Linked DNA regions of Homo sapiens: region 1 is linked to region 2. The links are chromatin contacts, found by Hi-C or POLR2A ChIA-PET in ENCODE. All regions are on one chromosome and are shown on one strand. The core of a region is the stretch at or near the end of the contact, and the rest is flanking DNA. Distances in the headings are between cores, read along the strand shown.

Evidence for each region. A loop is a pair of places that touch in the nucleus more often than their neighbours do. ChIA-PET counts read pairs that join two places held with the same protein, here RNA polymerase II (POLR2A). Pooled maps may share reads with other maps.
Region 1: a map of HepG2 shows a loop between it and region 2 (4-fold over the local background). The contact joins two enhancer-like sites. A Hi-C loop is called at or near these places in 2 of 168 maps with a recorded cell type or tissue (HepG2 and PC-3) and 1 of 50 pooled maps. POLR2A ChIA-PET finds 5 or more read pairs at or near these places in 3 of 52 experiments (HEK293, activated CD4-positive, alpha-beta T cell and naive thymus-derived CD4-positive, alpha-beta T cell).

The regions. Positions count from the first base shown.
Region 1 is chr7:12,157,172-12,160,101 of GRCh38, reverse strand. No RefSeq gene overlaps it. Among named protein-coding and RNA genes, the nearest start is that of TMEM106B, 53 kb to the left of the region's middle. Within about 2 kb of position 1,519, at least 2 of the 41 ENCODE cell types and tissues checked have a DNase peak (open chromatin) inside an H3K27ac peak, as active enhancers do; they include PC-3, where a contact is called at or near this core.
Region 2 is chr7:12,064,777-12,067,705 of GRCh38, reverse strand. All of the region lies in intron 1 of LOC124901589 (a long non-coding RNA gene), which reads left to right. Among named protein-coding and RNA genes, the nearest start is that of TMEM106B, 150 kb to the left of the region's middle. RefSeq lists an enhancer at 549-1,748. Within about 2 kb of position 1,590, at least 4 of the 41 ENCODE cell types and tissues checked have a DNase peak (open chromatin) inside an H3K27ac peak, as active enhancers do; they include PC-3, where a contact is called at or near this core.

The sequences.
Region 1 (2,930 bases), core at 270-2,769, 92 kb before region 2:
TGGCAAAAAGAGTACTATAAAGAGAGAAATATAGTCAATTTGTTTTTGGTAGATAGAATTTTTTCAGGCATGAAATCTCAACTAGCACTGTTATCTCCATTACTGTGGGGCTATGGCATGACCTAGGATATTTTAAACACTCACAAAGCAACAGGAACTAGGGCATCGGTTAATATCATATACACTTCAGTCTTCATTTTTTATTTTATTTTTTATTCTTTTTCATAAGTGTGCTAAGACAAGGCACATACTCCAGTCTTTAGAACTGAATCAGGTTTAGTTTCCCTAACTATACACATACATATACACACACATTTCATGCTGTAAACTTCCCTCTCAGCATGGCTTTAGCCATCTCCTACAAATTTTAATATGCTTATTTTCTTTTTACAGTTCTATTTGGATTTATCTGTGTTGTTTTTGAGTGTTTCTTTCTGTATGGCTTTTCAGTGGTTGCTCCACGTATTATACTCTATATATTTATTATATATATATATAAACACACACACTATATATATACACACACACACAGTGTAATATGTATAGTGTATATACAAGTGCTTATATTACTCATTCTGATGTAGTAGAATGATTTTACTCATTCTGATGTAGTAGAATTACATAGTGTAATATGTATATTAGATATATACACTAGTGTGTGTATATATTACATATTACATATATAGTATATATGTGTTACATATATACTACATATATTATACCATATACACTATGTAATATAGGTACACTATATATGTTACACTACATATATACGCATGCATATGTCTATATAGGTATGTGTGTGTTACATCTATATACTTATACCTATACATCTATGTGTATACTATGGTACATATATAATCAGTTTACTGGTGTCATCATTTTAAACAGTTTAAGTGCAGAAAACTTATCTCCCTTTATGTTCCTTTGTTCTGCACACTTAAAATTGTCTTAAATATTTTCTTTATATACATTGAAAATCACATCAGGCAGTGTTAGAATTTTTACCTGAAACATTAACATGATTGAAAAACTCAAGAGGTGAAGGAAAGTCTAGCTAGAGTAGTCTGCCCATTCCAGGTTTTACATTCTGCAGTTTCAGTTACTAGCGGTCAACTTCAGTTTGAAATTATTAAATGAAAAATTCCATAAATAAACAATGCATAGTTTTAAATTTGTGCCGTTGTGAGTAGCGTGATGAAATCTTGCAGCATTCTGTGCCATCTGCTCAAGACATGAAATGTCTCTCTGTCCAGTGTATCCACACTATGTTTGCTCTCCACCCATTAGTCACTCAGTAGCTATCTGGGTTATCAGATTGAAAAAATATAGTACAGTATATATTGGGTTGAGTACTATCCGAGGTTTCAGGCATCCACTAGGAGTCTTGAAACATATCCCCTGAGTATAAGGGAAGACTACTCTATTTTATTGACCCATAATTTTGTTTACTGTATTCTTTGGCAATAAATTCTCTTAGTTTTACTTAATTTGAGTGCTTCTTGAATTCGCCTTCATTGTTGAATGATAGTTTCACTCTATATAGGACTCTAGGTTGATAGATTTGTTTCGTCAGTTTTTTACACTTGAAAAACATTGTGCCACTTCTTTCTACCCTCTATGGTAAGGTATTCTTTTTCTCTAGCTGTTTTCAAGATTTTTTCTTTCTCTTTAGTTTTCAAACATTTATGATGATATATCTAGGCATGGATTTCTTTGGGTTCATCCTGTTTGGGGTTCACTCATCTTTTTGAATATAACAGTTACTGTCCCTTGCCATATAAGTATTTAGCCATGATTTCTTCTGGTACTTTCTCAGACCCATCATTTTTCTCCTTTCCTGGAACTCTGATAGTAAGAATATTAGATCTTTTGTTGTAGTCCCACAGGTCTCTTAGGATCTGCTTGTTTATTTGTGTATATATCCATTTTATTTTTCAGATTGATTCAAAGTAGATAAGAAAATTCATTAAATCTTCTCTCCTTGAAGTGCAAATAGAACTGAAATAATAGAACACTATGTGCCTCTGCAGTGAGTAATATTTATATAGTTATAATGTGGAAAATGCTGTTATGGATTTTAAACTTCTATAATTAACCAGTATTCAAAAGGCAACAAATTTTACTATGACCATGGAATAGAATGTAAAAATTGTCAGTCTTGCAATAAAATATAATACAATTATTTTTTATGAAAAAATAAAATGTTGATATAATGTACAGGTGGCTGAAAGTGGTTAGGAGAATGAATGATGAGTGGTAATGAAATGGCAATATTGTTATCTTGCAAAGCGGGAAGTCAAAAGATCATATCTGTAAATGAATAAAAAAAGTTTAAGTTTTTACTCTTTCATAATAAACTGTTTAAGGTATGATCTAGATGCTTATCAAGCCCTTCTTCTTTTCTCTTTCTCTCTTTTTTCTCTCCCTTTCTCTCTCTTTTTCTTTCCTTCCCTCCCTCCCTCTCTCCCCTATTCCCCCCTTCCCCCTCCCCTTCCCTTCCTCCCTCCCTCCCTCCCTTCCTTCCTTCCTTCCTTCCTTCCTTCCTTCCTTCCTTCCTTCCTTCCTTCCTTCTTTCCTTTCTTTCTCTCTTTCTCTCTTTTTTTCTTCTTTCCAGGTAATCTAAGTTTCTCAGTCAGCACTGCAGCTTAACACAATTAATTCTGGCTAATGGAATATAGAAAGAAGAGATACACACTATTTATGGATTTGTTAAAATTATATCAGGCTTTATATTGCTACATTTCCCCATATTTTTGTTTGTGACTTTATTTTCTCTGCAATTTCTTATTGTTTCTTATTTCTCTTTTGGAGGAAGAAATATTTCCCTTCCTACCTTATCTTTATTATGTTCAGCATGTCATTCATTCTGGTTATTTCTTGATATCCCTTCCATTATTCTTACTTCAGCCTGCTTACTTACTTTGATC
Region 2 (2,929 bases), core at 341-2,840:
TTTCTTGCCTATCTTTTAGCCCCACCTGCTGGAGGATCCTTGCACCCTTCTTTTGCTTCATCCACTCTGGCCGCTTCCCTTTTGGGTGTCTAGGCCCCTCTTGGTATTGGCATGCCAGTTTGAACCCCATGGCAGGATCTGTCCTAAGCCGTATGAGGTGACCATGGAACCGCAGATAGGACCCACTCACTCCACACAGCGGTAGTGCGTAGTACCATTCACACAAGCAGCACTGCAAGCAGTAGTGTTTGTGATCATTTAAACACACTTTTAACCTCCAGAATATCTTGACCAGCAAGGAAATACTTCGTCACCCCTGCGACATTGCTTAACTTGGTCTGTGTACAGAGTTACCTGATTGCTGCGGTATGTGAGAATCCTTTCCCCAAGCTATCATCCTGTTTCCTTCTGGGTTGTTGAGAGCCCGAGTTTATTTGTCGCACTGGGTGGTTCCCCATCTCTCACCCTGAGGCCACCACAATGAGGCAATGGGACGCGTCTCCCCACGAGAAGTGAATGGAGACCCATTCCCTGGAGGAGAATGGGAATCCCGGGCAGGCGCCCAAAATTGTTGGAAGTAAATGCTCGGTGCCACAAAGTGAAAATAGCATTCAGACAAAAGTTTTCTCAACAAAACAATTTACTTCTATAGAAGGGTGAGTCTCATGGATAGAGCAATGGAGAGAGCACACCAGACAAGGGAGGGGAAGAGAGTCTTATCCTTAATGCAGTTAGTCCCTACTGCTGTGTCTTTCCTCTATTGACTAGGGTTAGACCGCACAGTCTAAGGTAATTCGGGTTGGCTATTTTAAAGAGAGCAGTGGTACAAGCTGAAATGGCAGGGTGAGTAGTTTTGGTGGGAGGGATGGTTACAAAACAGGTGACTAAGTATGACTAAGGACAGAGCAGGTGACTAAGGACAGAACAGGTGACTATAAGGATGACTAAAGACAGAGCAGATGACTAAGGACAGAGCAGGTGACTAAGGACAGAGAGGGTGATAGAGGTTAGGAGGGGGTTGTTTACTGAAACTAGGGACAAAGAGACGTAAAGAACAAGGAAGTTAAACTTTAAGATGAGGAACAAAGAACAGGGAAGCTGAACATAGTGACATATTGGTTCTTTAAAGAGAAATCTACTGTATCCTACAAGGCCTTAGTGCAGACCAAGTTGCATTACTTCTGTGGTATGGCAAACAGTCCTAAAATAAGCAGATATAAAACAAACAAAATCATACAGCATGTTTTCTATTAGGAATACAAAGGGAAAGCAAACGTAACATGTCTAGTCCTTAGTAAAACCTGGGTGACAAAAGAGAAGAGTGAAAAAGGGCAGCACATCATTGTGGTATATGTTTCTTATATATGTTTCTTAACGTCCTTTCGTTCTTTACGTCTCTTGTCCCTAGTTTCAATAAACAGCCCCCTCCTAATCTCTATCACCTGCTCTGTCCTTAGTCACCTCCTCTGTCTTTACTCATCCTTATAGTCACCTGTTCCATGCTTAGTCACCTGTTCTGTCCTTAGTCATCCTTAGTCACCTGTTTTGTAACCATCCTTCCCACCGAAACTACTCACCTCACCATTCCAGGTCATACCCCTGCTCTCTTTAAAGCAGCCAATTGGAATTACCTTAGACTGTGTGGTCTAACCCTAGTCAATAGGGGAAAGACACAGCAGTAGGGACTAGCTGCATTAAGGATAAGACGCTCTTCCCATCCCTTGTCTGGTGTGCTCTCTCCATTGCTCTATCCATGAGACTCACCCTTCTATAGAAGTAAATTGTCTTGTTGAGAAAACTTTTGTCTGAATGCTATTTTTACTTTGTGGCACTGAACATTTACTTCCAACAATTTTGGGGGCCTGCCTGGGATTCCCATTCTCCTCCAGGGAACAGGTCTCCATTCACTTCAAGTGGGGAAGAGCTTCACATACACCTTTATTTTTTATTTTCATTAATGTCACTAATTCACATTATAAAATGATGGTAAAACATTTACATAAGTGCTGGACTGCAGTTCAATGTGTTTTTAAGTGCAGAAACAAAGTTACCGTCTAAACTAAATTTTGTTCCATTTGACGTAAAAAGAGAAATATCTACTTAAAGCAATCTTTCGTTTTATAGGTGAATGAAATGCTAATCACAAATAATTCTCATATAATCAGTAAAGAAATCACTTATAAAGTCCTATAAGCTGACATTTTGTCCAGCTCAAGCTCCTGTTTGTACTTAAAATATTAAAATTATAAGTCTTGAAACTAATTCTAACTGGAGGATCCTGCTTGTTTGCAGTCTCTGCAAAACAGTTTCAATATAGTATATTTCAACTTCCTTTCAAGACGGAGACTATATTTCTGTTGTTGAAGCAATTAGGTGCATATTTTACCTACAACAATCAATAAGTAGACAGTCTGTTTCTTATACTCTTCTTCCACCACAGCTAGGTGTTAGACAAACACAAGTCATTCAGGCATTTTTAAAAGACCCTTCTTTCTGTTGCTATGTCCTCTAATTTCTGATTTCTGCCTGGGGGAGCTTACAGCAAGTATAACTCTCTTTTGTGGTGGCTAGGGAAGCTAAAAAAAAAAAGTTTTGCAAAACATAAAATAAAACACCCTTTTTATAAAAGCAAGGTGAAAAGTTCAAACATCCAGCTTCATTGGCAAATTGTGATTTGGCTCCATGAAAGTAAGTTTACTCCCTGATTCAGTGAGAAGATACATACTGATCCTTAGTAACTGCTTTGCCTGTGGCATGTGTGATAATCACATTATGTAGACCATTAATCTGCTTCCGGGTCTATTTGATGTCAATGACTCAGTTATATTTATGGATGGGGCAGATCTCAGTTTTACCTTTTAAAGTTACTTAAAGAGAATAAGCATAACAATATGTATTAGTTTTCTATTGTTGCCATAACAAACTAGCA